Linked DNA regions of Homo sapiens: region 2 is linked to region 1. A link is a loop called in an ENCODE intact Hi-C map of the cell type or tissue named here. Cell type or tissue: Caco-2. All regions are shown on one strand. Each heading gives the region's core, and the rest is flanking DNA. Links, peaks and the distances in the headings are about the cores only. Region 1 overlaps LOC105377436 (a long non-coding RNA gene). Region 2 has its middle 320 kb from the start of LINC02462.

Evidence for each region. Peaks named below come from ENCODE experiments on the same cell type or tissue, not always from the same donor. Only the 100,000 strongest peaks of a DNase experiment are listed, where the experiment ranks them.
Region 2: a loop joins it to region 1, with 6 times the contacts of the local background. A loop is called at or near these places in 1 of 110 quality-filtered maps.

What each region holds. Positions count from the first base shown.
Region 1 is chr4:134,613,524-134,629,669 of GRCh38, forward strand. All of the region lies in intron 2 of LOC105377436 (a long non-coding RNA gene), which reads left to right. Among named protein-coding and RNA genes, the nearest start is that of LINC02462, 200 kb to the left of the region's middle. RefSeq lists enhancers at 10,559-11,297, 13,162-13,662, 13,663-14,163. In Caco-2, for the core only: no CTCF peak of the experiment used is centred there; no DNase peak of the experiment used is centred there.
Region 2 is chr4:134,739,039-134,755,184 of GRCh38, forward strand. No RefSeq gene overlaps it. Among named protein-coding and RNA genes, the nearest start is that of LINC02462, 320 kb to the left of the region's middle. In Caco-2, for the core only: no CTCF peak of the experiment used is centred there; a DNase peak (open chromatin) is centred at 8,543.

The DNA of each region.
Region 1 (16,146 bases), core at 6,484-11,483:
TAGCTATAATATTTGGAACATACTTGACCACTGGTTAGCAAAGGTTGTTTTATAAATTATACAGACTAAAACCAGCATAATTTATTACTTTTTTAAGGAAAATATTTCAATGCTTTATTTTATGTCTGTAATTGTGTAAGTAACTGCATACACTGGAATCTTATAATCTATTGAATATAGAGCTAGTAAATTATAAGCTCTTTAAATGTTCCTTTTTTGTATAGATAATGTTTGCTTATTTCTAATCCTTAAATCATTTGATATGTTTATAATATTTTATTTCTTAAACATTTAAATTCAGAATGGCTAAATTTCTATTTTTATTTTAAAGAATAAGCATTTTTAAATGAATATTTTAAAATATCCTACAGTACAAATAAATAAAAGAAAAATGTATATTTTTATAACTACTAAAAGTTACCTTACATTTGACTAATTATTAAATGACAATAAGTTTGAGTATTTTAATACATTTATTAATATACTACTTATGGTTATTATCTCAAAGGTTGAATATCTAAATGAAACTTCTATTTTTTTAACTTAACAGAATTCTCTACTCATAATCATCAAATAATATCACACATGTAAACACTGCCTTAATGTTTTTAAATTCTTTTAGAATTTTGCTCATCTCATTTTGATCTATTTCAAAACATCCATAAATCTAGTTTACACACTAATTATAATTTTGTAAAATAAAACACAAACATAATATTAATCAGTAACCGTTCCAAACTTTTTCTTTATTTATTGACACTTTTAGTTATCACTATATCTTTTTTATGTTTTAGAATGATAATAAACCTAATTAAGATCATTTAGGAAATTTAACAAAGTTTTAATATACTCATAGAATTACTTGGCATGCTTATACTAATAAAGTCATTATATCCTAAAAATTATAACACACAGTATTTCTTTCGCTGTTCATTTTGATTAACCAAATTGTAATTTGTATAAAATGACTGAAATGCTTTCAGGGGAATATTTTTATCTTTGATGAAAGTTTTATTAAACTTCCAACAAAAGTATTCTTATTAAAATTTTATAAGATAAAAAATTTATCTGCATTGTGTTTGAATCATTACTTTCAAATAACTGTCACCAATAAACTGTTAACACAAATTCATTCTCAGAATGAATTTACAAACTAATTTTGTTTCCAATAGATAACGGCCTCTTTCCTCAAGTGCACTATCAAACAAAACCATTATTACATTGTTTCATTACTTTCATAACACAATGTTTGTTTATGATATTAAAAAAATTGACATAATCTCGAAACAGATTATTTTTAAAAAGAGAATAATGTAGATTTTAACAGTATATTTACTGCTATTCTTGTAACAAGCCTTGAAAGAGATTTATAATCACTATTTTTTAGCTACCATTAATTTAAAAAATGAGTGATGTCTCTTTAAGATGTTAGGAATATAGACTACTTTTCCTATTTTCTTTATTACTTTATTTATTAGATCTTTTCTACTTGTCTAAGGGGATATAGCTTAGACATAAATGTCAAATTGGGAGATACAACAATATTTTACTTTAATACAAAAGTCATTTGGTATCCTACTTCAAATTTAAATGTCATTATAGATTATTTCAATAGCATTTTAGATTCTTGTTAGGCTCGTGCACATGCATGTGTGTGTGTTTGTGTGTCTGTGTACATCCTCTCTAGCTGATTACAGCGTAGACTTCCTCTCTCTTTTTATTCTGGATAATGTATGTTATGACCTCATATAATGTCTTAATGAACTAATTTTACATAGTTTTCTTAAACAAATTTTTATTAGGTCATCAGGATACAGTAACTACATCAAGAAGAGAAGAGAAAATCAATAGCATGGGTTGATAACACACACATATCTGAGTACACAGATGCAGTCTTAGGGAGAGGAGAGAGAGAGAGAGAGAGAGAGGAAGTTGTTCAAGTTCTATGAAATCAACAGAGATTGAATTTACCCTGAACATCTTGAATTATAAAAAATAATTTGTTGATCTATATCACTGTCAACATAACTACACTGTAGAGAGAAATGTAGTCAATGACTGTCTGTGAATGCTTAGCCTTGAGGAAAAAGCTGAGAATCAGTGCATATTTTGCATGAAGATGTAAAAATTTTGCATTTTGCTAGCCCTATTGACTGAGTTCAACAGGGAATTTAGATAGTAGGACATAAATTCAAGTGAATTGAAATTAGAATACATGTTTAACAAGGTGCTTTGATAATTTCTTAACATTTTTTAAATAATTATTTTACTTTGGTGATTGTATAATTATAAAATATTTCACTATAAAATATTTTGTTGACTTAAAGTTATCAAACAATGCAACTCAAATATTGAATTAATATATTTTATTTCATAATACCTGCAAATGAAATTAAACATATAGGTCAGAAAAATAGTCTCAGTTTTTAATATTCTTCATAGTTCTTTTTAATAATGAATATTATGAGATCATGCATTCTCAGTGAAATTTTACCAAGAAAAATATTATTTGTTCTTAGGAATAAGCAGCAGAACGTATTTGCCAAAATGTGTCATTCTGTGTCAAAAATTTGAAAAGGTGTACCTGTTATTAATAAAAAATATACAAAACTTTTATTCTTCTAAAATATGATTTGGGGAGATTGAATTTTATTATTCTAATTTTAAAAGTATAAAACCATATACGCTATCTAATATATGTAATAAACTGGGGAAAGTAATAGAATAATGGTGATGATTATGATAATTATAAGATTGTAATATTTATAATGATAAATTATTTGGTAACTTATTAATAGATAAGTAACAAACAGAGACAAAAGTACCCACATTTGCCTACTTATAAATCTAGGCTATTTGGTCTTAGTAAGCCTTTATTTTTAGGAGAAACAGAGATGACCTTCATACTTATTAGAACTATAGTTTCTAATACGTTTGAATCTAAAATTTAAATCATTAGTGGAACAGTGAGTGAAACTTTGGAAAAGATGAACGTTCTCCAGACAACAGAAATTTTTGAGCCTTGTATAAGCTAAGTTGATTTAGCTATTTAATTAACGCTTAAATAAATAACTTTCAGTTTTAAGGTTAATTCTGTTTTAAAACTGAGGGAAGACAACAATTTTCTACATGCTATTCTCTTTTTAGTTCAAATTATCTTGTAGTATATATTGTGAAAACTTAAAGCCTAGAAAGCCCTAATAATGTTAGAAAAACAATTATCCAAAAGAGAATAACAGTCCTTGAAAGGGATGTATTAGACACAGATGTGCTGCTACTTTAAAAGAGACTGATAGTGCTGAAAGGGAACTAAACTACAGAAGCAACAACCTAGCCAGAAAAAGAGGAAAACCATTTTTAAGAGTTGTTTTTTCCCTTTTTCATCTTCTACATTAGGTATGAAATTAGTGTTTACAAGTACTAGATTTAAAAGAGTTAGAAATTTATATATGCAAAAATAGTTTTTTTCTGCTTTGTTTGTAGTATTATAATATTTCTCCATGTTACTTTGTACATAGGAAGATAAATTTAGGGTTTCCAAGAGTCCAATTAGAAAGAGAAGATGTCTAGTACTGTAGAAGGAGAGTAATGGGCTGAGAGTCAGAAGACTGAATTTTATTTTCATCTCCATATTTAATAAATGTTTCTAGTCTTGACTATATTACTTAATGTTTTAGAGTAGGCTTTCTTAATTTTTTCATAATATATTCATAATCAACTCTAAGAATTTTGCCATGTAATTATGAGAATCACAAATAGGTAGTAAATACATACACACATACTTATATACACACATGTGCATACATGATTTTATATACGTCAGGAATTAGTTACTATAGAAAGATTTTGAAAGCAGCTTTACTGCTGTGGTGTCCAAATTACATTCCTCCTATTTGATAATTTAGTACAATCTACAACATAGAAATAAACTGGACTTACATTCAGAAATATGTCCAGAGTGAGCTTTTCAAATTTAATAAAAACTGTCAAGACTACATTCCATTCAGTCAATGATCAAAGCTTATGAACTTGTTTTAATTATAAGCAAAATACATTCAATCTAGAATTATACTCTAAAATCTATTGAATAAATATGCATTGAGTGTCTATTACCTGCAAGCTAACATGGTAGCCATTGAGCATATACCAAAAAGGGATTTAAATATGGTCCCTGATCTCATCCCAATAAATGTGCTTAAGAATGTTCCTGGAGGCAGTGAGCAGTGGCTCATGCCTGTAATCCCAGCACTTTGGAAGGCAGAGGCAGGTGGATCACCTGAGGTCAGGAGTTCGACACCAGCCTGGCCAACATGGTGAAACCCCATCTCTAGTAAAATACAAAAAAAATTAGCTGGGCATGGTGGCGGGCATCTGTAGTCCCAGCCACCCGGGAGGCTGTGACGGAGAATCTCTTGAACCCAGGAGGCGGGGGTTGCAGTGGCAGCAATTGTGCCACTGCAGCGACAGAGCGAGACTGTGTCTCAAAAAAAAAAAAAAAAAAAAGAAAAAGTGATGTTCCTGTAAATCTATTTTGCAAAAATATAAAATTATTGTCACTGCAATTTGTATTTCTCTACCTATTAGTGTAGCTGAAAATGTTGTTTTATCATTTTTGTATTTCTTCTTTTGTAAATTTTATATTAACGGTCTACCAAATTTTTATAGAATATTTCTGTCTTATATTTTAGGAGTTCTTTTTGTTTGAGATGATATACTTTTATCATCATGTACTCAAATTTGTTTGCTATTCATTTATTGATTATGAGTTTTGTGTGGATAATGGGAATAAGGCTCTCATTTGCCAGTCAATTTACTCTAGTAAATATAAAAGAAAGAGGTTCTGTTTAGAGAAAGGGCAAATGGGAAAATAGAGAGAAGAGAGTTGGAGAAGAAAGTCTGCTTTTGCTTTACTCTTCCTTGTGCATCTGGTTGAGGGCGAAATACACACACACACACACACACACACACACACACACACACACACCACTTACCTATGTCTAACATACATAGATATGTATCCTCATGAAGTGATACTGAAGCAATGCACCCATGAGAATTTCACTTTAATATAAGGGGCTGATTTGGAAACAGGGATGGAAAACACTTTCTGTTCTGTATTTTCTTGTGTTTCATGCTTAATAACTGAATTGAAATGCAAAACCAGGACTTTCTAAATTCATACTGAAAGTTTTGAATAATATGCAAGGTAGCATCCCTGAATTATATCATGATTTTACTATAGTTCTGTGTTAAGCCACAGAAATTTTTAGAAATGCAAAATAAAAAAAAAATGGTGGCTGGGGGCAGTGGCTCACACCTGTAATCCCGGCACTTTGTGAGGCCAAGGTGGGTGGATCACATGAGTTTGGGAGTTCGAGACCAGCCTGACCAACATGGAGAAAACCCATCTCTACTAAAAATACAAAAAATTAGCCAGGAGTGGTGGTGCATGCCTGTAATCCCAGCTACTTGGGAGGCTGAGGCAGGAGGATTGCTTGAACCTGGGAGGCAGAGGTTGCAGTGAGCCAAGATTGTGCCATTGCACTCCACCATGGCCAACAAGAATGAAATTCCGTCTCAAAAACAGATGAAAAAAACTCAATGCTTCATACATTTGCTGAATTCAATGTGCCTGTTTCAGGTTTAGTAATTTTAACTTTTGCATAGTGAAGAATTAACTTTACCAAATGATAGATAGGTCTGGCCTTCATCTTTAGTTTCTTGGTTAGTGATCTCTAGGCCACTGGAATATCCTTCCTGATGGGAATGTCTTTGCTTGGGAGCTTTGGCCACTATCAAGTCTAAAAGTGTTCTATGATGGAATCTTTGGGCCACAAGTTTTCAGTTCTGCCTCCAAAAGTGCCTGGAAAGTAAAAATGTCAGTCCAACCTCCAGAAAGGGCTGAAGACTAAATGTGAGCCACAGCAGTGGTAAGTGATTGAACCCTATTGAAAATTCTGGACATCAAAGACTTGAAAGCTTTTCTAGTTAAGAATACTTCATGCATATGGTTACATATTAATGCCCAGAAGCTAATAAATTTGCCACTCCCCCAGGTTGAGGGCAATAGGAGCTTCACGTTTGGTACCTTTGCTGGATTCTGACCTAGGTATCATACTTCATCTCCTGGCAGATTTTAATCCGTATTCTTTTTCTGTAATGAGCTGTAACCACAAGTAAAAGTATAACAGCTTTAAATGAGTTCCGTGAGTCTTTCTAGTGAAATCAAATACAGGGGTAGTGTTGTGTACCTTGTCCCGTGAATTTTCAATTGATATCTGACATAATGGCAGTCTTTTGTTGACTGTTTATTCTAAACTTTGCAATTGACCACAACTCTCAAAGGTGTTTATGTAAATATTTCTAACGTATCATATTGTTGATGAAAGGAATGTTAGGAAGTGAAACACAATAGCAAATAAACAAAACAAATATTTAAAAGTGCCTTCTAAACAGTCTTATTCAAAAATAATTTTAGTCAACGGTGTATACTATCTCTAGTTATATAGCCAGGTTGAGTCAAAAGAGCAAAAGTAAAATTGTGAATAAATATAGCAACTGTATTTTCCAAATTGTACCTGGCAGAAAAACTGAGAAATCCACATCTGTTGCTGGGAATTAATATTACCTTATCACAGAAGAAACATCTTAGGTTATTTGTTATAGCTGCCATGAAATAAAATATCAAAGTGAAACAGAAATCTAATGTTATATTTTGAACCCTCTGAGAATACACTTCAAGTGGCTGCAGGCCTCCAAATCACTGAAGGATGTAGTCACTTAAGTGAATGAAAAATAATGATGGAGAGTTGATCAAAAGGTAAGTGGCATTACCATTATAAGGTCTTGATATAAAAGAAATTCTTGTAAATCAAATTGTATGGCAATTATAGTTTGTAAATTTATCCATTTTTTCATTATGTAGTGAATTAGAAGAAAATATATTATTTTACATTACATTACATTAAACATTTACGTTATATTAAATATACATTTAGGTTGCATTATGCAGACAAAATACACATACTTTACTAATTTTTAGCTACTACTAAGATTATGATGGAATTAAATTCATAAAAAAAGCTTTTTATCTCAAACAATGATATCCATGTTTGAAATTAGGACAACATTGTTTCTTTTATCCTAGTAAGAATTAGCTAAGATTACTCAAAAAAAAAAAAAACAATGCTGTTTTAGTTTGTTTTGTGAAGCTGTAACAGAACACTACAGACTGGGTAATTTATAATGAAGAGAAATTTATTTGGCTCATTGTTCTGGAGGCTGGGATGTCCAAAAGCATGGTGTCCACATCTTCATGAAGTACTACCAGGGAAGGCCTTTGTGGTGTGTCATCCCGTGTCATAAGACAAAAGGACAAGAGAGGAACAGAGTGAACAAGAGATTGAAATTGCAACCTCAAGCCCTTTTATAATCAGCAGTAATCCATTCATGAGGGTGGATTGCTCATGACCTAAAGGCCTCTCATTAGGCTTATCTCCCATCCCTCTTGCATTGGGATTGTGTTTTTAACACATAATTTTTAGGGGACATACTCAAACTGTAACAAATGCCAAGTTACTGTATATTGTCAGACAAAATATACAAGGTGTGAACTCCAGAAATATCATCTCTACAACTAGATGACATATTGTTAAGTTATACGTAATATGACTATTTTGTATAATACAAGAAATTACTAAATTATCCAGATATCTCTCCAGGTCATTCTCAAAACAACTTAGTTTAAAAATAAATTAAACAGCAGACTAGCTTCAACATTAACTATAGTAAAAAATATTATGGTTTTTTGCAAGTACATTTCAGAATAGTATTTTGGTTTATTATGTTAATGCTGTTTTCACATATGATCATGACTGAGAAAACTCACTGGTTATGTATGGTCTGAACAGTCAGAAAAGTTTAATTGCTAATTTTGTATATGTATATTTTTTATTTTAAAAGGAATGCTCACTTTAAAAATAATAATAATAATACAATGAGGGTTATACTAAAATGTACATTAAAACAATTTCCATGAACTTTAATTTTTGCAATGTAATAGTATTAGGTATATTTGAGACTATGTATGTTAAAAAAGGCATCCAATAATAGATTATAATTTCAGGTGAAATGTTTAAAATGTTTAATTCTCATCCAAATCTAATTTTCTTTCTACATAGCAATACCATTTATTATTATTATTAAATATCAGCATTTTAGCACTGTAAAAATATAAAATATAGGCTGGGCTGAAGGAAGAGAAAGACCCTCTCATATTATTTTATATTGTTTTATACTCAGTACTTGTTTTAAGAAAAAACAACAAGGAAGTAAAACCAAAGACAGGCAGCCTGACGCCAGGCCCGAAACCAGGCCTGGGCCTGCCTGGACTAAATCCAGTAGTTAAAAATCAACTCATAACTTAGAAACCAATGTTATTCATAGATTCCAGACATTGTATAGAAGAACACTGTGAAACTCCCTGCCCTGTTCTGTTTCGGTCTGACCACCAGTGCATGCAGCCCCTGTCACATACCCCCTGCTTGCTCAAATCAATGACGACCCTTTCATGTGAAATCTTTAGTGTTGCGAGCTCTTAAAAGGGACAGAAATTGTGCACTCGGGGAGCTCGGATTTTAAGGCAGTAGCTTGCCGATGCTCCCAGCTGAATAAAGCCCTTCCTTCTACAACTGGGTATCTGAGAGGTTTTGTCTGCGGCTTGTCCTGCTACAGGGCGATATGGCCCACATTTGTAATCCCAGCATTTTGGGAGGCTGAGATGGAAGGATCACTTCAGCTCAAGCATTTGAGACCAGCCTGAGCAACATAGGGAGACAGTATCTCTACAAAAATTTTTTTCTAAAAATTAACCAGGCATGGTCATATGAGCATGTGGTCCCAGCTACTTGTGGGGCTCAGGTGGGAGGATCTCTTGGGCATGGGAATCAAGGCTGCAATGAGCTGTGATTGCACTACTGCCATCCAGTTTGGGTGACAGGGCAAGGCCCTGTCTCAAGGCCCTATTTTGTGGGATCTCATTTATTTAATAATTATTTTTTTTAGATATAATACAGAAGAAATAAAGTTTTAAATTATTTGTATGTGTCTAATATATGGAACAATGTAATGTTTATATGTCAGATACTTCCAAAGTGTAATGCCTAAGGTTCTTGCCTAGCCACGCCAAAGAATTGGTGTGGTGGCTGTGATAGAGACACGAACAAAGAGCGAGAAAAAGCTGTAGGCTTTATTGAGCAGAGTGAAAGTACAAAGCTTCCACAGCGTGAAAGGGGTCCTGAACGGGGTAGCCACTGCTGGACTTGGGTGATCGCCTTTTAAACTCTTTAAGGCGGGAAATACGTGCGGCAGAAAGATGTTACCAGAGCAAGAAATGAAGGCAGTAAATTATTTTGTGACATGTCTTAGATTTTGAGGAAAACCGGAATTGCAACTTAGGTTTTATCTACTTTATGACCTTGCAGTGGCATGGCAAAGGAGACAGGATCTTACAGGACTTTACAAAGTATGTTTACAAGGAATTGGAATTGGGGGTATAGATAAGGTCTGCTGGTCACAGAAAACCGGCAGTTAACATTCCTTTTACTTTAGTTTCAGGGAGGGGGAAGAGAGGGAGACAGGAAACAGGGAAACTTACAGCAAAATTTTCGCTGTTTATAGCTTTCTTGGGGAAGAAAACACATGCACAAATCCTGGTGTTAGGAATATTTTAAGCATATATCTTCAATATTATTCATCCAGGACAGAAGGAAGTCCTGATGCAGGAAATGACTGAGTTTCTGAGCCCCTACTCCACCCAGGAAGCCCAGCTGGCACCTCCCCTCAAAAGGACTCAGTTTACATGACACTTAATAGTCACACATAGTTGTAAATAACATATGTATATATTAATCTTTATATATTCATACATGCAAGTTACCTAATTGCTTAATTCTAGAATTAAATTATACACAGCTCTGAAACATGTTTATTAACTGTACCATTTGTGCCAAGGTTGTTTTCGATGAACTAATGCACAGGAAATCTACAAATACCTGTCATTTATGAGTCATTTTTACTTTCTAGATGTTTACATTAAAATAATAAAACGTGTGAAATAAATAATAATATTGTAAGTATTGTCCTAAAAAGAATATGCTGCTAGATTTCAGAAGGGACTTAAATTATATTTTTTTGTTTTCCATGTTTAAAATAATAATTTGCCTCACATAATACAAATACATACATTTTGGGGATTTTTCTCTAATTAAAGAATAATTTTAAAAATATTTATTAAAACTTTAACACAGAGAATTTCATTATTCAGTTAAGGTAAAGTGGAATCTCATTTGTTGGAAACTATATTCTAGAATTATCTTATAAAATGATTCAAATTAGAAAAGACTCAGTATTGCCCATAGGAATGGAAATCAACTAGGAAAGTTGACTCACTAATTATTTAGCAGACTTGAATAAATTGGTATCCAAAAGGATTACTGCCCAAAAGCCTGCCCTGGGGTCGGAACAGGTGTTGTTTCCTCAGAATTCTGCATTGCTGCTATTTCAAGGAGGAATTCAAAAAGACAACCCAGGGAAAGAAAATCCCATCTATGTGACATGAAAAGCATGACTCCTAAGTTACTTTATATGCTTTCTCCTTCTCAGTTATTTCCTAGACTTCTTTCTGTCTCAAATAGATCCCTTACCAATTGCAAAGCAGCTGGCATAAGTCTTCTCCTGAAAATGGCAATAGCACCCTTGCAGCAAATCTCAGGCACACAGGTGTTCCAAGGGATCTGAGATACAGCTAGGCAGAAGCCAAATTTCAGGTAGAATCACCCATAAAGGTTATGACTATGAGGCCAAAAATTGTCTACTAATCTTCCTTCCAAAGGTTTACTGCTCAAGGCTACACTTAAGAACCTTCCTCCTCAAAGTGAGTTACCATTAAATTCCTGTGCAACTGTTTGGGAGATTGTTTTGGTTGGAATTACAGTGGTATAATGACTGCAGTGCTCATTGCCTCTGTGCATAACACTTGCAAGTTCTTTAGTCCTTATTAGCTCTCAAACACTTTAAATGACTTTGAATACTTTGCTAAGCACTCTGAGTAGGAGTTTAAAAAGTGGTCTATTGTTCCTGATGCTAATTATTACAAATTGTCACTCAGTCTTGACAGCAGATGCTTTGTCTTGCTGTTTTCCGTGGGCAAGAGGCTATAGAAACTTTGCTTTGGGGGGAAGAAAAGGAAAATGAAAAAGAAACTTTAGGTCTTGAGGATCACTTCTTTATTTGCACTACAAATATAATTTGTGTGTGTTTGTGTGTGTGCTCAAAGTGTAAACCAAAAAGTATCTAAGTCTCAATCAAGTTGGAAGCTTATTTTGACTAAAAGTTAAGGACATGCCTGTGACATAGTCTCAGGAGGTCCTGATATGTGCCTAAGGTGGTCAGGCTAGGGCCTGATTTCTTACATTTTAGAGAGGCATAAGACATGAATTAACACATGTAAGATGTATATTGGTTCAGTCTGGAAAGGAAGGTCGACTAAAAGTGGGGGAATGTTCAGGATGGATTTCAGGGCATAGGTGGATTCAAAGATTTTCTGATTGGCAATTGGTTGAAAATGTTTATCTAACAAACTGTAATCAATAGAAAGAAGTATCTGGGTTAAAATAAGGGGTTGTGCGGGAGGCAGAGGTTGCAGTGAGCTGAGATCGCACCACTGCACTCCAGCCTGGGCGACAGAGCGAGACTCTGTCTCAAAAAAAATAAAAATAAAAATAATAAATAAATAAATAAATAAATAAATAAATAAATAAATAAATAAATAAGGGATTGTGGAGACCAAGGCTCTTATTATGCAGATGAAGCCTCCAGGTAGCAGGCTTCAGAGAAAATAAATAAATCAGACTTAAAGATTTAACGTCTCTGTTTTAATGTTAATGCAGGCCAGCCATGCCTGAATTCCAAAAGAAGGAAGATATGATGAGACGTGTCTGACCACCCATTTCCATCATGGCCTGAACTAGTGTTTCAGGTTTACTTAGAATGCCATTGGTGAAGAGGAGGGATCCATTCAGTTGGCTGAAGGGCTGAGAATTTTATTTTTGGTTTACCAAAGAAATCAATTTGTATGAAAGTAACATAAAGTTACATCAGAGGAGTCTGTTTTTTGAATATAGAATAATGAATCTGAGGAACTCTCCTGAGCATAATTTTACTTTTCTTGGGATCTCAGCTTTTCTGGATGTTTGTTAATAATTCTTACTGAATAAAAGATGCACTCATTTTTTTCCTTGCTTTCTTATCCAGCTCTACCATCTCCAGTCGTTTTATTTTTAAATAATTAATCGTGGAGGTGAAATCTATTCATAACAGTGTTCCTGAGTCTGAACACCATTTTCAGATTTTTTTTTTTTATCTTTGCCTAATCCCAGACAGGCAAAGGGACACTGCATCTGTGGCAGCAGATATTGTGTATCACATGAGAGTTTAATATAATAATTAATTTTGGATGCATCCTAATTGATGGAAGTAATTGCCTTAAGTATCAGTTTACAGACTAAAACCTTGACACATCTCTTACAGAAAACATTCAATTTAGGAACAGATTCAGGTATGTGGAAAAGCAAAATCCAACGCAGAGCTTACCTCTTAGGTTGTTCACTACAGGGATACCTTTTGAGAAAATAGATATTAGCTAGGAATACTAGGCAGAAATGTAGGAATATAGAAGTGAAGCATATACCACCTTAATATGCATCATGCCCAAGCTATTAAGTTTATCTTATACTATACGTTAAGTTATGAGTTCATTTGCTTTCAACAAAAATGCTAGCATTGTTACAGTAAATTTAGAAATCCTAAGAGAGGAGAGGACCCTCATGTTATTTCGGTAGAGAAAGGTAACACATGGCTGATGACCCCATTCTATGAGTAGGAGAATTAGTCACTCGTGATTTTTGTGTTCTTAAGCTATAAACTTATTTTTTTACCTATAAACTTCAGTTTATAGTTAATAGTTTATAGCTAATCTTGGACTTAGAAAATGCCCTTCTTTATAGACCAATCTTTTTGTCATACCAAAATTATTTCAGCTAAATCTCTCAAGAGTATTATATTAGAGATTTCAGCATCAGACTCTTATAAGTGAAAACCCATATCTGCCCTTGTTTACAATGGTGAATCCGTATCGGTCTGCAGCAACATCACTTCTTGCCTCCTCAGAAGAAAGAATTCCACTGAAGGGCATAAAGCAGAAGGAGAGACTGAGGCAGGTTTTAAGAGTTGGAGTGAAAGTTTATTAAAAACCATTACAGCAGGAATAAAAGGAAGGAAAGTACACTTGGAAGAGGGCAAAGCAGGCAATTTTAGTGAGTCAAGTGCCTGGTTTGACCTTCTGACTAGTTTTTGTTTTGTTTTGTTTTCTTTTGTTTTGTTTTGTTTTGTTTTTGAGACGGAGTCTTGCTCTGTTGCCCAGTCTGGAGTGCAGTGGCGTGATCTCGGCTCACTGCAAGCTCTGCCTCCTGGGTTCACACCACTCTCCTGCCTCAGCCTCCCGAGTAGCTGGGACCACAGGCGTGTGCCACCATGCCCAGCTAATTTTTTTTGTATTTTTAGTTGAGACGGGGTTTCACTGTGTTAGCCAGGGTGGTCTCGATCTCCTGACCTCGTGATCCGCCCGCCTCAGCCTCCCAAAGTTCTGGGATCACAGGCATGAGCCACCGCGCCCAGCCGACTTGGGGTTTTGTATGTTGTATGCATGCTCACTTGAGGCATTCTTCCCTTAGCGGTGGAATGTCCCTGGAAGGTCACATACCAGCTAAATTCCACCATTTTTCCTCTTAATGCACATGCTTGAGCTTACTTACCCAACTCCTGAGATCTTATTGGGAAGCTACTTACTGGGAAGCTACACCAGTTTCAGGTGTTTCTATCTATCGGGAAACTGCCTTTCCCTGACACCAGCTGTAACCAGTTGAGACAGCCAGGTGGGAGGGGAGACCCTGGAGAAACTTCAACCAGCCTGCACACTGAGGTGGAGTCTCAGGAAGTTCCTGCCCTTTGAAGCAGGGAGGAGCCTGGCCCGGCCTCTTTCTATGTGGAACCTAGAATTGGAACCTGGAATTTGAACTGCAGGTAGGAAGGACTCTAGCAGGGCACTCTGGCCTAGCGAGAGTCCCTGTTTTCCCCTTTTCTTCATTTTCACCCAGTAAAAACCTATCTTACTCACCATTTAAATTGTCTGCTTGCCTGAATTTTTGTGGCAGTGAGACAAAGAACCCTGTCTTTAGCTCAACTAAGGGAGAAGTCCTGCAACACAATTATTATTTCAGAGAGGCAGTGTGACAACTGCCTAACTATCACCTGATGGTTTCCTGACATTCCTGGTGGGAGAGCAGTGAGCGGTGTGGTGGCAAGGTGCTCTCCTTCCCTGCTCATGCCTGACTAGCTACCTACTGTAACACCCTCTTCATATAGCAGGAATAGTGCTGATGGTAAAAATCCTAAATCAAATGTCCAATAGGATGATGGGAGCTGGTCTCCTTCCAAAGTACACAAATTAGTCTAATAAATTGAAACTCTTTAACAGTGTAGACTTTTTTTTAAAAAAAGAATAAATTATGCACAAATCCTAATTTATCACAGTAGTTTGCAGTAGTTAAGCTGATCCATAGAGTTTTGGTTTCTTTTTAGCAAGCCTTCATCTGACCTTTAGAATAGCTGAGTTAGGCCAGCATTAAAGTAATTAATCTCAGCATTCTTGTCATCATGTTGGCATCAGCAATTGGGGAATGCATAACATGTGTGTTATGTAGATCCCTAGACCAAATAAAAGCAGGCTGTGATATATAAATTAAAGACTTTTATGACTCCTAAACAATATTATGGCTTTTTAGTGAAAACCTGGAAGGAAAAGTATAAGCAAAGTTTGATCTCATGTTTATAACTTTCATAAATTATTAAACTGAACCTGGGTTTTTGTGGTAACTGTAAATGAAAATATTTCTTATATATTTATGTGCCAGGTAGGTTTTCGTATGTACCACTGCTAGTTTAAAAAGAAAAAAAATACTAACTTTATTTACTTTGGAATGGAGTGGGGTTAATAGAGATTAATACAAAGAAACAAAAAAAGAGCAGCCATTTCAGACCTCTAACAAGAGTCTAGAAAACAGGCAGAGAACAATCAACAAACTATCATCTCAGATTTCTTGTGACACTACTCACTGTCTTAAGGGATGGCGTATGTAAAAATACCAGTCTGGAAGGGGAGCGAATCCGTGTCAGCTATACTTTATGCCTTCAGAAGCTTATATTCAATGGAGGAATACAATTCTCAATTGAATTATTCTTTCCTTTGCCCTTATGGAAATATTTGTTGTGTCCACTATTTCATGAGATGTAACCATGAAAAATGTTCCATGGGGAGTGTAAACATCAATTAATTTAATTTCTGTTAACTAAACTGAGGAAAATTTTCATAAATATAGACTTTGAGCTAGACAACTGCTGTGAAAAATTTCTATAGACAGATATTGTGCCAAGGATATGGGTATTTTTGGAGAACTCTCTAGGCACATTCATTTTTAATTAAAAACACATAATGTTGTCATTAAACACATACAGAAAATAATTTATAGTGTTTGGAGGAAGGCTATGTACCAGCTTTTCGACATGCTTTTCCCAATAAAAAGAAGTTGAAATGTACCTTGGCCCAAAATTGCCTTTATAATGACAATATAAATAATGTGTTGTGAATCATAATCAAGTACAGTCAGGCTTTATTCAATAACCCAAACAACTAATTATATGCCATGCTAGATAAATCAGAGTAAATATAACAGAAGCTAGAAACAGCTGGGTGGACGTCTAGGGACTTTGATGCTTTCTTTTTTTGCAGATAAAGTCAGCATACCAGGGACACAATTTTTTTCAAAAGATTTGAGAGTCTTGGAAAATTCTATTTATGAGATACTTTAAATTCAATAGATTACTTTTTAGAAGTAACATATTTGATCATTATACAATAATAGAAATAAGAATATAATAATATAGAAATTAAGAAAATAAAGAAAAATCTTAAAAATTAATAAAATCACCACTATTCTAAGAACGGTGGCTCCTGTAAGCCTTGTACATGTT
Region 2 (16,146 bases), core at 6,132-11,131, 130 kb after region 1:
CACATTTAAAAATACTTTAGATACATTCCAAAATGGCCAACTACACACAGCCAGGAAGAACTTCTACAACCGAGACAGACCTGAATACTTAGTAACTGGCATAACCCAAACAGACCATCTGAGAGAATACACTGAGAGAGGTTAGAGAGATGACCCAGATGCTGGGACATACAAAACAATAGAAAAGATAAATGAAACAAAAAGCTAGCTGTTTGAAAAGATAAATAAAATTGATATACCATTAGGAAGATTAGCCAAGAAAAAAAGACCCAAATAAGCTCAATTAGAAATGAAATGGGAGATACTAAAACTGATACCACAGAAATACAAAAGATCATTCTAGGCTACTAAGAACACCTTTATGCACATAAACTAAAATGCCTAGAGGAGATAAATACATTTCTGATAGATTAAACCAGGAAGAAATAAAAACTCTGAACAGAAAATAATGAGCAGCAAGATTGAAATGGTAATTAAAAAATTGCTAACAAAAAAAAGTTCAGGACCAGATGAATTCACAGCTGAATTCTATCAGACATTTAAAAAATTGGTACCAATCCTTTTGACACTATTCAACATGATAGAGAAAGAGGGAATCCTCCCTAAATCATTCTCTGAAGCTAGTATCACCCTAATACCCAAACCAGGAAAAGATATAAGGAAAAAAAACAAAATTACAGAACAATATCCATTACGAACGTAGATGCAAAAATATTCAACAAACTACTAGCTAACTGAATCCAACAGCATATCAAAAAGATAATCCACCATGATCCAGTGTGTTTCATACCAGGGATGCAGGGATGGTTTAACATACGCAAGTCAATAAATGTGTTACACCACATAAACAGAATTAAAAACAAAAATCACATGATCATCTCAATAGACACAGAAAAAGCATTTGACAAAAATCCAGCATCCCCTAATGAGTAAAAGCCTCTTTGGGTGGCCGAGGCAGGCGGATCATGAGGTCAGGAGATGGAGACCATCCTGGCTAAGATGGTGAAACCCCGTCTCTATTAAAAATACAAAAAATTAGCCAGGAGTGTTAGCAGGCACCTGTAGTCCCAGCTACTCAGGAGACTGAGGTAGGAGAATGGCGTGAACCCAGAAGGCGGAGCTTGCAGTGAGCTGAGATAGCTCCACTGCACTCCAGCTTGGTGACAGAGTGAAACTCCATCTCAAGAAGAAAAAAAAAAAAAAAAAGCCTCGGCAAAATCAGCATAGAAGGAGCACACCTTAATGTAATAAACCATCTATGACAAACCCACAGTCAACCTTATACTGAACAGGGAAAAGATAAAAACAAGACAAGGATACCCACTTTCACCCTTCTATTTAACATAGTACTGGAAGTCCTTGCCAGAGCAATCAAACAAGAGAAAGAAATAAAGGGCATCCATATATGTATTCAGATGGTAGAAAGGAAGTAAACTGTAAAAAGAAAGAGGTAAAGAGGAAGTGAAACTGTTGCTGTTTGCTGATGATATGACTGTATACCAAGAAAACCCTAAAAACTCATCCAAAAAGCTCCTAGAACTGATAAACAAATTCAAACAAAATTAATGTACACAAATCAGTAGCACTGCTATACATCAACAACGACAAAGCTGAGAATCAAATCAAGAACTCAACCCTTTTTACAATAGCTGCAAAAAAATGAAATGTTTAGAAATATACCTAACCAAGGAGGGGAAAGACCTCTACAAGGAAAACTACAAAACACTGCTGAAAGAAATCATAGATGACATAAACAAATAGAAACACATCCCATGCCCATGGATGGGTAGAATCAATATTTTGAAATGACAATACTGCCAAAAGCAATCTACAAATTCAATGCAATCCCCTTAAAAATACTGCCATAATTCTTCACAAAATTAGAAAAAGCATTTCTAAAATTCATATGGAACCAAAAAAGAACCCGCAAAGCCAAAGCAAGACTAAGCAAAAAGAATAAATCTGGAGGCATCACATTACCCAATTACACAGCTTCAAACTATAAGCCCATAGTCACCAAAACAGCATGGTACTGGTATAAAAATAGGCACATAGACCAACGGAACATAATAGAAAACCCAGAAAGAATGCCAAATGCTTACAGCCAACTGATCTTCAGCAAAGCAAACAAAAACGTAAAGTGAGGAAAGGATACTCTATTCAACAAATGTTGCTGGGATAACTGGCAAGCCACATGTAGAAGAATGAAACTGGATCCTCATCTCTCACCTTATACAAAAGTCAAGTCAAGATGGATCAAAGGCTTAAATCTAAGATCTGAAACCATAAAAATTATAGAAGATAACATTGGTAAAACCGTTCTAGACATTGGCTTAGGCAAAGACTTCATGACCAAGACCCCAAAAGCAAATTCAACAAAAACAAAAACAAATAGATGGGGTTTAATTACACTAAAAAGCTTCTGTGAGCAAAAGAAACAATCAGCAGGGTAAACAGATAACCCACAAAGTGGGAGAAAATCTTTGCAGTCTATATATCCAACAAAGGACTAATATCCAGAATCTACAAAGAACTCAAATAAATCAGTAAGACAAACGATCCCATCAAAAAGGCTAAAGACATGAATAAACAATTCTCAAAAGAAAATATACAGTGGAGCATTGAAGTCCCTCACTATTATTGTGTTGCTATCTCATTTCTTAGGTCTATTAGTAATAGTTTTATGAATTTGGGAGCTCCAGTGTTACGTGCATATATGTTTATGATTGTGATTTTTTCTTGTTGGACAAGGCCTTTTACCATTATATAATGTCCCTCTTTGTCTCTTTTAACTGCTGTTGCTTTTAAAATTGTTTTGTCTAAGAATAGCTACCTCTCCTTGCATTTGGTGTCCATTTGTATGAAATGCCTTTTTCCACCCCTTTACTTTAAGTTTATGTGAGTTCTTACATGTTAGGTGAGTCTCCTGAAGATAACAGATGGTTGGTGAACTTTTATCCATTCTGCAGTTCTGTAGTTTTAGCCGTGCATTTAGGCCATTTACATGCAATGTTAGTATGAAATGTGAGGTACTATTGCATTCATCATGCTTTTTGTTGCCTGTGTACTTTTTTTTTGTTTTTTGTTTTGTTTTGTTCTTGCTTTTTAACATGTATTTTATTTTATAGGTCTTGTGTGATTTATGCTTTAAAGAGGTTCTGTTTTGATGTGTTTATAGGATTTGCTTCAATATTTAGAGCTCCTTTTAGCAGTTCTTGTAGTGGTGGTATGGTAATGGTGAGTTCTCTCAGCACTTGTTTGTCTGAAAACAACTGTATCTTTCCTCCATATGGGCTAAGCGTGTCTTAGCTCAGACTCTCCTTGGGCTGGTCTTGCTCCTGCTGCTGTGTGGGATGGGGGTGAGATTCCCACATTAGGTAACTGGAGTTGTGTACCTAGAATGATTATGGCTGTCTCTGCTGAGTCACAAAATCCAATGACATATCAAAAATATAAGCCACCATGATCAAGTGGGTTTCATGCCAGGGATACAGGGATGGTTTAACATATGCAAGTCAGTAAATGTGACACACCACATAAACAGAATTAAAAGCAAAAATCACATGATAGTCTCAATAGATGCGGAAAAAGCATTTGACAAAATCCAGCATCGCTCTATGATTAAAACTCTCAGCAAAACAGACATACAAGGGACATAACTTAGTGTAATAAAAGTCACCTGTGACAAACCCACAGACAACATAATACTAAATGGGGAAAAGTTGAAAGCATTCCCTCTGAGAACTGGAACAAGACAAGGATGTCCACTCTCACCACTCCTCTTCAACATAGTACTGGAAGTCCTAGCCAGAGCAATCAGACAAGAGAAAGAAATAAAGGGCATCCAAATCATTAAAAAGGAAGTCAAAGTGTCACTGTCTGCTGATGATATGATTGTTTACCTTGAAAACCCTAAGGACACCTCCAGAAAGCTTTTAGAACTGATAAACAAATTCAGCAGTTTCTGGATACAAGACTAATGTACACAAATCAGTAGCTCTTCTATATAAGAACAAGGACCAAGCTGAGAATCACATCAAGAACTCAACCCCTTTCACAATAGCTGCAAAAAAATTAAAATACTTAGGAATATGCCTAACCAAGGAGATGAAAGACCTCTACAAGGGGAAACTACAAAACACTGCTGAAAGAAATCATAGATGACACAAACAAATGGAAACACATCCCATGCTCATGGATGGGTAGAGTCAATATTGTGAAAATGACTAAACTGCCAAAAGTAATCTACAAATTCAATGCAATCCCCATCAAAATACCACCATCATTCTTCACAGAATTAGGAAAAACAATTCTAAAATTTATATGGAACCAAAAAAGAGCCTGCATAGCCAAAGCAAGACTAAACAAAAAAACAAACAAACAAACAAAAAATCTGGAGGCATCACATTATCTGATTTCAAACTATCCCATAGGGCCATAGTCACCAAAATAGCATGATACTGATATAAAAATAGGCACATAGGCCAATGGAACAGAATAGAGAACCCAGAAATAAACCTAAATACTTACAGTCAATTGATCTTTGATAAAGCAAACAAATACATAAAGTGGGAAAAGGACACTCTTTTCAACAAATGGTGCTAGGATAATTGGCTAGCCACATGTAGAAGAATGAAACTGGTCCCTCATCTCTCACCATATACAAAAATCAACTCAAGATGGATTAAGGACTGAAACCTAAGACTTGAAACTATAAAAATTCTAGACAATAACATTGGAAACAGCCTTCTAGACATTGGCTTAGGCAAGGATTTCATGACTAAGAACCCAAAAGCAAATGCAACAAAAACAAAGGTAAAAAGCTAGGACCTAATTAAACTAAAGAGCTTTTGCATGGCAAAAGCAGCAGTCAGCAGAGTAAACAAACAACCCAAAGAAGGGTAGAAAATCTTCACAATCTATACATCTGAGAAAGGACTAATATCCAGAGTCTACAACAAACTCAAACAAATCGGTAAGAAAAAAAACATCTCATCCAAAAGTTGGCTAAGGACACGAACAGACAATCTGCAAAAGAAGATATACAAATGGCCAACAAACACATAAAAAAAATGCTCAACACCACTAATGATCAGGGAAATGCAAATCAAAACCACAATGTGGCACCGGAAGCAGTGGCTCACGCCTGTAAGTCCAGCACTTTGGGAGACCGAGGCAGGTGGATCACCTGAGGTTGGGAATTTGAGACCAGCCTGGCCAACATGATGAAACCCCATCTCTACTAAAAATACAAAATTAGCCGGGTGTGGTGGGACATGCCTGTAATCCCAGCTACTGGGGAGGCTGAGGCAGGAGAATTGTTTGAACCCGGGAGGCGATTGCACTCCACCCTGGGCAAAAATAGCAAAACTCTGCCTCAAAAAAACAAAAACAAAAACAAAAAACAAAACCACAATGTGATACCACCTTACTCCTTTAAGAATGGCCATAATCAAAAAATCAAAAAACAGTAGATGTTGGCGTGGATGCAGTGATCAGGGAACACTTCTACACTGCTGGTGGAAATGTAAATTAGTACAGCCACTATAAAAAACAGTGTGGAGATTCCTTAAAAAACTAAAAGTGGAACTACCACTTAATCCAGCAATCCCAATACTGGGTATTTACCAAGAGGAAAAGAAGTCATTATTTGAAAAAGATACTTGTACACCCATGTTTATAGTGGCACAATTCACAATAGGAAAATCATTGAACCAACCCATATGCCCATCAATCAATGAGTGGATAAAGGAACCTTGGTATATATATACAATGGAATACTATGCAGTCATAACAAAGAATGAATTAACAGCATTTGCAGTGACCCAGATGAGATTGGAGACTATTATTCTAAGTGAAGTAACTAAGGAATGGAAAATCAAACATCGTATGTTTTCACTGATATGTGGCAGCTAAGCTATGAGGATGCAAAGGAATAAGGACAATACAACGGACTTTGGGGACTTGGGTGGGAGAGTGGGAGGGTGGTGAGGGATAAAAGACTACAAATATGGTGCAGTAAGGTAGGGTGCACCAAAATATCACAAATCACCGCTAAAGAACTTACTCATGTAACCAAATGCAACCTGTACCCCCAATAACTTATGGGAAAAAAATAAAATGATTAGTTTTATGGTTATGTGAATCTCACCTCAATAAAAAGCTTTAATTTAAAAACTTAAGGTGCTATACATATAAAAGCAATTAAAATAATGACATTTATTTCCATGTGGATAGTGTCAGGAAAAAAGAGGAAAAAATAATGACATAGCTACCCAGGTACTCAATATCATATTACCTTAGAAGCCTTTCCCAATACACACAGCACTTCCTCTATACAAAAATACCACTGCCCTAAATTTTGTAGTTTCTTGCTTCTATTTAACTTTTTAGCTATGTTTGTATCCTTAAATAATACCTAGTTTTGCCTGTTTTTGAATTTCATATAAAAGATCATTTTATGTTTTCTTTTATGACTTGCTTTTTCAGTTAACATTATGTTTCTGAGATTCATCCATGTTGGCCCATGTAACAATAAATTATTCATTTCACTGCTGTATGTGCTTCATTGTTTAAATAAACCACAATTTTATTTAAAAAAAGAAAATATACAAATGGCCAACAAACATATGAAAAACGCTCAATATCACTAATGATCAGGGAAATGCAAAACAAAACCACAATGTGATACCACCTCACTCCTGCAAGAATGACCATAATAAAAAAATAAAATAAAATAATAGATGTTGGCATGGATGTGATCAAAAGAGAACACTATAATCTTGCTGGTGGGAATGTAAACTAGTACAACCACTATGGAAAAAGTGTGGAGAGTCCTTAAAGAAATAAAAGTACATCTACCATTTGATCCAGAAATGCCACTCCTGAGTATTTACCCAGAAGAAAATAAGTCATTGTACAGAAAACATACTTGCACATGCATATTTATAGCAACACCTTTCACAATTGCAAAAATATGGAACCAGTCTAAATGCCCATCAATCAACATGTGGATAAAGAAAATGTGATTATATATGTATACATACACCATGGAATACTACTCAGCCATAAAAAGGAACAAAATAATAGCATTCACAGCAACCTGGATGGAATTGGAAACTATTATTCTAAGTGAAGTAACTCAGGAATGGAAAACTAAACATCATATGTCGCCACTTTATAAGTGGGAGCTAAGCTATGAGGATGCAAATGCATAAGAATGATACAATGGACTTTGCATACTCAGGGTAAAGGGTGGCGGGGTTGGGGAGGATAAAAGACTCTACATTGGGTACAGTGATGGGTGCACCAAAATCTCAGAAATAACTACTAAATAACTTATTCATGTAACCAAACACCACCTGTTCCCCCAAAAGCTATTGAAATAAAAAAAATATTTTTTTAAAGAAAATGAACAAAACCTTTGAGAAACATGGGATTATATAAAGAGACAAAAATCTATGACTTACTGGCATTTCAGAGAGAGCAGAGACAAAACAACCAACTTAGAAAATATATTTGAAGATCTAATCCACGAAAATATTCCCAATTTTGCTAGAGAGTTCGACATGCAAATTCAAGAAATTCAGAGAACTCTTGTGAGATACTATGCAAGATTACCATCCCCAAGGCACTTAATCATCAGATTCTCCAAGGTCAACATGAAAGAATAAATCTTTAAGGGAGCTAGAGAGGAAGAGTTCACTGACAAAGGGAACCCCATCAGACTAACAGTGGACCATTCAACAGAAATCTTACAAGCCAGAAGTGATTGGGGGTCTACATTCACCATCTTTGAAGGAAATAAATTCCAATCAATAATTTGATATCCTACAAAGCTAAGCTTCTTAAGCACAGGAGAAATAAAATCCTTTTCAGACAAGCAAAAACCAAGTGACCTGCCTTACCAGAGCTACTAAAGGGAGTTTTTAACATAGAAATGAAAGAATGGTATCTGCTGCCACAAAAGAACACTTAAGCACCTACCCTAGTACTGTAAAGCAACTATACAATCAAGTCTACATAACAACCAACTAACAGAATGATGACAGGATCAAATTCTCACTTATCAATGTGGGAGTTCAGTCAGGTTGGTGGGAAAAATTTTAAGATGAAGTTATAGGATATAGACACAAATCTTCTTGGAAGGCCAGAAGGTTTTGCAAAAGTCTCAGGATAGGGTTATGGCTGAAAGCAGCCTAATCCTTACCTTGAGTAAATAGCTTAAAGTAGGTACAAAGGAATGTAGAGTAGTTTATCTAAATAGCCTATTTACTCAAGCTAAGACCAACCTTTGATCAACCGTGGGTGCATAATTGCTCTCTACTGGGTGGTGAGTGGGGGTGGGGGGGAGTGGGGGTGGGGTGGCGGGGGTGGTGGTCGGCAACCAGGTCAATTACCCTCTAGTGGAGTTTACTCAAGATGTTTGTCATTTAATCTATACTGAATAAATGTGAGCTTTGATGGCTGAATGGACCTTGGCTGCTACACTTTACAGCACCTTCCTTGGTGTCTGTGAGGGACCCGGACACTTAGCTGGACTGACAGGCAGAATATCTGTGTCAGTGTATGTTATTCATTCGTCATTGGGTCACAGTCTGTGGGACGGACCCCTGCATATCAATATTGACCACAAATGTAAATAGTCTAAATGCCTCACTAGAAAGTCATACAGTGACAAGTTGGATAAAGAACCAACTCCCACTGTCTGCTATTTCCAAGAGATCCATCTTACAAGTAATGACAACCCATAGGCTCAAAATAAAGAGATGGAAAAAGATCTATCAAAAAACAAAAAACAAAAATGAGTAATGATTATTATATCAAATGAAACACTTTACACCAACAAGGATCAAGTTTTATAGATCTATGAAGAGACAGATAATCACACAATAATACCCGGGGACTTCAACACTCCATACTGAGGCAGAAAACTAACAAAGGTATTCTGGACTTAAACTCCACACTTGACCGATTGGACCTAATAGATAACTACAGAAAAATTCACCCAACAACAACAGAGTATACATTCTTCTCATTGTCACATGGCACATACTCTGAGGTTCAACACATGCTCAGCCATGAAGCAACACAAAGTGAATTTTAAAAAAATCAAAGTCATACCAACCATACTGTCAGATCACAGTGCAATAAAAATAGGAATCAATACCAAGGAGAGCTATAAAATCATACAATTACATTAAAGTTAAATAATCTTCTCCTAAATGACTTTGTGTAAAGAATGAAATTGAGGCAGAAATCAAAAAATTATTTGAAACTAATGAAAACAGAAAGGCAAATAACAGAATCTTTGGGGCACAGCTAAAGCCATATTAACAGGAAGGTTTACAGCGATAAATGCCTACATCAACAAGTTAGAGAGATCTCAGTTAACAACCTATTGTAGCACCTTAAGGAACTAGAAAAACAAGAGCAAGCTAACCCTAAAAGTAGCAGAATAAATAAATAACCAAAATCAGAGCTGAACTGAATATTTAGAAATAAAAATCCATACAAGAGATCAGTGAAACTGAAAGTTGGTTCTTCAAAAAATTAAACAAGATTAATAGACTACTCACTAGGTTGAAAAAGAAAAAATGGGAGAAGATCCAAATAAACACAATCAGAAATGACAAAGTTGACATTACAATCAATCCTGCAGAATTACAAAAAAACCTCAGAGACTGTTATGAGCTCCTCTACTTAACATAAACTGGAAAACCTAGAAAAAAACGGATAAATTCCTGGAAACACACGCCTCCTAACATTGAAACAAGAAGAAATTAAAATACTTAACAGATCACTAACACGTCACCAAATTGAATTAGTAATAAAAAGCCTACCAACCAAAAAATGCCTTAAGCCAGATGGATTCACAGCTGAATTCAACCAGACATACAAAGAGGAACTAGTATCAATCCTACTCAAATTATTTCAAAATATCGAGGAAGAGGGACTCCTCTGTAACTCATTTTACAAAGCCATAATCATTCTGACACCAAAGCCTGGCAGAGACAAAGCAAAGAAAGAAAATTTCAGGAGAATATCTCTGATGAACATAGACACAAAAATCCTCAACAAAATATTAGCAAACTGAATCCAGCAGCACATCAAAAAGCTAATTCACCACAATCAATTAGGCATTATACCTGGGATGCAAGGCTAGTTCAACATATGTGAATAAATAAATGTGATTTACCATATAAGCAAAATTAACAACAAAAACTACACAATCATCTCACTAGCTGCAGAAAAGGCCATCAGTAAAATTCAACACCATTTATATTAAAAACGCTCAACAAATTAGGCATTGAAGGAAAATACACCAAAGTAACAAGAGCCATATATGAAAAACCCACTGCCAACATCATACTGAATGGGCAAACGCTGGAAGCATTAACCTTGAGAACTGGAACAAGACAAGAATGCCCACCCCCACCACTCCTTTTCTTTTTTTTTTCATTTTATTTATTCATTATTATTATTATTATCATTATTATTATTATTATACTTTAAGTTTTAGGGTACATGTGCACAACGTGCAGGTTTGTTACATATGTATACATGTGCCATGTTGGTGTGCTGCACCCATTAACTCGTCATTTAGCATTAAGTATATCTCCTAATGCTATCCCTCCCACCTCCCCCTACCCCACAACAGGCCCCGGTGTGTGATGTTCCCCTTCCTGTGTCCATGTGTTCTCATTGTTCAGTTCCCACCTATGAGTAAGAACGTGTGGTGTTTGGTTTTTTGTCCTTGCAATAGTTTGCTGAGAATGATGGTTTCCAGCTTCATCCATGTCCCTACAAAGGACATGAACTCATCATTTTTTATGGCTGCACAGTATTCCATGGTGTGTATGTGCCACATTTTCTTATTTCAGTCTATCATTGTTGGACATTTGGGTTGGTTCAGTACTGGAAGTCGTAGTTGGAATGATCAAGTAAGAGAGAGAAATAAAAGGTTTCCAAATAAGAAGGGAGAAAGTCAAGCTATTTCTCTTCTCAAATAATATGATTCCATATCTAGACAATCGACAGTGCACACGGAGTTCAATTAAATGTATCATAAACTGTGACTACATAGAAATGGAACAATACTGCAAATTTAGAAAATTAAGAAGTGTAAAGATATTGAAAGCATTTCAAATATATTGATTTCTATTTCTTTTGTAGTGAGAAAAAATATTACTTAAATTTGATAAATCAACAGATAGATGTATAAAAACATTTAAAATGTAAAAACAGCCATAAAAATATCCAAGAACATAATATAAAAAGACAAATGTGATTAGTTAAGAAGAAAAAATGTTGGAGGTATGAAAAGTTAGATATATACAAAGTCATTATAACCAAAAGAAAGGAGGAAACGGAAATGGTCTACAGTATATTCAGTATATTGTATAAAGTTAAAATTGTATATACAAGAAAATATATTAAAGTCTGGCTATAAAACTTCTGGTAGATCAGAAATAACATGATAATCTATAACAAGAAAAATAAAGGTCATAGATCAAATAAGAAGTTTTTTTTTAAGTATTTTAAAGAAAAGCAGGATGTAAACTAAGCTAAGGAAGAGTCGAGAAAAGTATACCTGATGAAGCAATAAATGTAAATGTAATAATAAACTGATATATTGATACAAAAGATTTTCTCACAAAGGAAAATCTAATAACATCTTATATTAAAAATATAAAGAATAGTGAATCAGAAAAAATTTTAAAAAGATAATGGGCAAAGCAATACAAGAGTGGTGCAAACAAAATAAAACTCAACAATTGTAGTTTGAGCTATTCCTACCAAGCAATCCATGACAAATCCTAAAACAATAAATGACTATTTGATACTATTATAGTCTTTCAAATCCTTTGCAAAAATACTTATTCAATCTTGGCAACAATCACATGATGTAAGCCGTGTTTTCCATCTTATTTAATTGAAGAAAAAGCTAAGAAACTAAGAACGGGTGACATAATTTGCTCGAAATTATATGACTGGTACATGCTGTGGTCATTAAAGTTTACTGTCTTTAGAACCATTTTTTACACTTGTGAATTTTACAATGAAATATGTATAGTAATAAAAAGTACTTCTCAGAATTAAAAAATAAACATCACCACCACCAAAAATTCAATAAAAAGCTTACTTACTAATAAAACAAAATGATAAAATGATAGTGAAGTTCAAATACATAAAATACAGACACCAAAAAAAAAACTCAGATAGACAAAACATTGACAGTTGAAGAAGATTATGATCTACAGACCTCATGCCCCAATATTAAATTTAGGGTGTGGCTAATATTCTTATTAATATCAAAAATAAAAGAAGAATGCTTATGATTACCAAATCAAGATAGGAAAACAATTTGAAAAGACATCTCACAAAAGAAAATCTCCAAAATGGGTAATATTGACATAAATCTGTGAAACATTTTAAATTACTAGGGAAATGCAAATTAAAACAAGAAACTACCACTACATATTCACAGAAATGGCTGATATTAACAAACTGAAAATCTCTGGCCATGATATAGAGTAACTGAAACACTCATCCATGGTTGATGTGAATGTGAAACTGTGCACTGCTGGAGAATTGTTTGATAGTTTATTACCAAATTAAACATATAATTACAGTACATTCCAGTAATTTTTCATCAACATGAAAGTTTATGTAATTTTGATGTAGTCATGTAATATAATACTACTTAATCCAAAAAGGAATAAACTATAGATACACACAACCATGTGGATTGGTGATTATATATACATAACATTATGTGGAATATAAGTAGCCAGAAACAAAACAGTGTAAACTGTATAATTTCAATCATATGAAATTCTAGAGGAAACAAATTTAGTTTACGGTGACAATGGTGATCAGTGGTGCTCCTGGCATTGGCAGGATGACAGAGAAGAAACGTAAAGAAACTCTGGTGGTAACTTCAGTGTTCTATATCTTGATTTTGATGGTCGTTATAGGGCTGTACAAATCAGCTAAAACTCATCAAGCTCTATGCCAAAGATGTGCACTTTATTGCGTGAAAATTACACCTAAAGAAAGTTCATATCATCATGTTAATGTACAAGAAGTTCCAGCAAATTTTCATTAAAAATATCCCCAAGCAGAGATTTTCTCCTCCACGCATTATTAAGAAACATTGTAGAACAACAGTAATTAAAACTGTATGTTACTGTGCACATAGGTTGCAGGCAAGAAAGTCGGGGAAAAAAGAGTGACGAGTTTAGAATGATACCTACATACATAATGGAAATGTATTGTTAAGGTAGAATTTCAAAACATTTAGGAGAAAATTGCAAAATATCGTTGTTGAAAAAATGCTTGACAACCTGGTGTGTAAATTTACCAGGTCAATAACGTGGTTCTCACCTTCCTCTGTGTGGTAAAAAAATTTCAGCTGCATCAGACAAACATAAAAATGAAATCGCTAAATTATTAGAACAATCTATCAGCCTTTGGAGGGCTATATTTAGCAAGAGATACATTTACAAACATTCAAATGAAACAGATTGATATACATGACAACATGAAAAGTAAAATTATATGCATAGCAATGACATTACTGGAAAGAAAATAAATTTTAAAAACAAACTGGAAAAAGTTTGCAAGGCATACAACAGGGGGCTAATATTATGATTAAAAAAAGTGGTAGTAACAAATAAAAGACCAACAACTAAATAAAAAGATGGGCAGAACATATTTCATAAGAAATGAAGTGTACATGGCTGTTACATAGAAGGAAATAAGCATTTGCATATATAGTTTGCATGCAATGGGAATAAGACATTGTGAAAAAAATGAAAATCTAATGGTAATGAGGGAGAGAGAGAGAGAGATGGCATGATTTATGTAGGCAAATAATTAGTTGCTGAATGATCCAAAAATGTATCAAAGGGGCATAAAGGGATGAAAAAATAAGAAGAAATCATTATTTGCTAAAATGCTGTTCTCATTGATGGCTATACTCCATCTAATTCCACATTTAAAAATTTAACATATGACTTTATTACCTTCTCTTACTGTTAGAATATAAGCTTTATAAGGGCAAAGATCTTTCTTTTGCTTGCAGATGCGTTTCTAGTATCCATGAGTGTGCCTAACCTTCTATGAATTAAATAACTTTATATTGAATTAAGGAATGCATAAATATAGGGAAATAAGGAGAGAAATTAATCAGACTAATATAATTTATATCAATTAATTTTATTGTGAAAGGTAATTACCAAATCAAAATAAATACTAAGAGAAATTTTGGTGTGTTGAAAGATGATATTAATGACCAAAAAAATAAAAAAATAGAAATAAAGAAATGCTTGGATTGTAGAGGTTTAACAATTGCCTGGTTTTCTTAATGCATACATTAATGTTGGTGCTTGTTTTTCATAAACAGATGTGATCAGACAGTTGCACTGACATTGGGTGGAACATAAAAGTGTGGAAAGCTGGTACAATCAAACTTTACTTGGTTGGTGAGCATGTTGAATTTTGGAGCTCATATGAATAGATCCCTGAGTGAAAATAAATGCTGACTTAGTAATTTAAAACTATCCCTACACTTGAGCTTGATACAAAATTTAGTTGCTGTTTACTGGCTTTGAAAATTTTCTAGGCCTATGAGAGTCTAAGAAATTACAACCATGAAAAATGAACACATAGGAATCGACTTGATAAGGACTTATGATAGATTTTAGAGTTAGTTTAATTGTGGACCTATTCATGATTTAGTAGTGAGATATATATGCTTAGACATAAGATGCCAACTAAAATTATATTTGAAATGTGAAACAAAAAAATATTAATTGGTTAAGGAGATCCATTTTATTATACTGACAATTATATGTCATTTTATCCTTTTTTTTCTTTTTCACACCACCAAATGCATCCTGAATACATTTACATGTGATAAGGGAAAGAATAATGTGAATTGCAATGATATAACCAATTGAATTGTGCTCATATCAAAAGTGAAAAATAATATCCTTAATCGCACATTGAGTCCATTTAATGAGAAAGCTGACAAGTAGACTTTTTTTTTGTTTAAAGTCCTAAAGATTTTACCAGTGTGACATTTGCAATATCTAATAAGTGCTTAACTTAAAAAATAACTGAGGATGAAAAATCTGTCAAAATGGGAGTTTCATTTAAAATGAAAAGAGAGGTACAGACTTTTAATATACAATTTCATGTTATTTGTATGTCAACTAATCAAAGTGATATGATTATCCTTTCATTTACATCATCTCAAAGACTGCTTAATTTTTCGAAGGAAGTCAGTTTGATAGGTTGATAATAGTTTTTGGCATGTGAGGGTTCCGTATGGGTATCATATCATAACAGGGCACTAGTGAAGTAGTCTTCTTAGATCCTGATATCAATATTCACACTTGACATGTACATGTCTCTTGGTGGCTGACACTCTTACCCATCTGTCATGATGGCAAAATGCCCAATCCTTAGTCAGCTGAGGTATTTCTCTGGGGCTTGAATAATGACTTTTCTTGCTTTTTAACTTTTAAAGTGATTTTAATGCTCACAAATTTGACAACTAACCATGTCAAAAATTCAAATACTCTGAAAATAAGTACAAGAAACATAGCACATGCTTTTTATTTTTAAATATCACAAACTGCCAGTGGATGCAATTTAATAGTTGATAGTCTACAGTCTCCTTTTGGTTGAGATTACCCAAAAACGGAGCAGTAATGGCAATGTGATGATGGATCTTGTTTCTATGCACTTTCTCCTAGAGAAATTGAATGCAACAACCAATTTGAGAGACGTTACTTGGCATTCTTTCAACATATCTCTATAGAGGATAAGAATCAACTAAAACACTCTGGCAGAACCCTTCTTGTGACAGTTAAAGATACTGTTGGTTCTAAAATTATGAGAAAAACTCACTCTACACATCTATACGCGTTGTTAGGTTGGTAATTTTGATGTGAAGAGTACAGTGAGGAGAAAACCGAAACAATATAAACTTTGTTACATCCCTGAATATTTAAAATATGCTAAAATTTTAGCTCTATGTGAATGAATATCTTTTTGAATATTTATAGTCATTTTTCTAATATGCTCAAATCAATGTAATTTTTTCTTTAAACTACATTTTTAAATGCAACATGA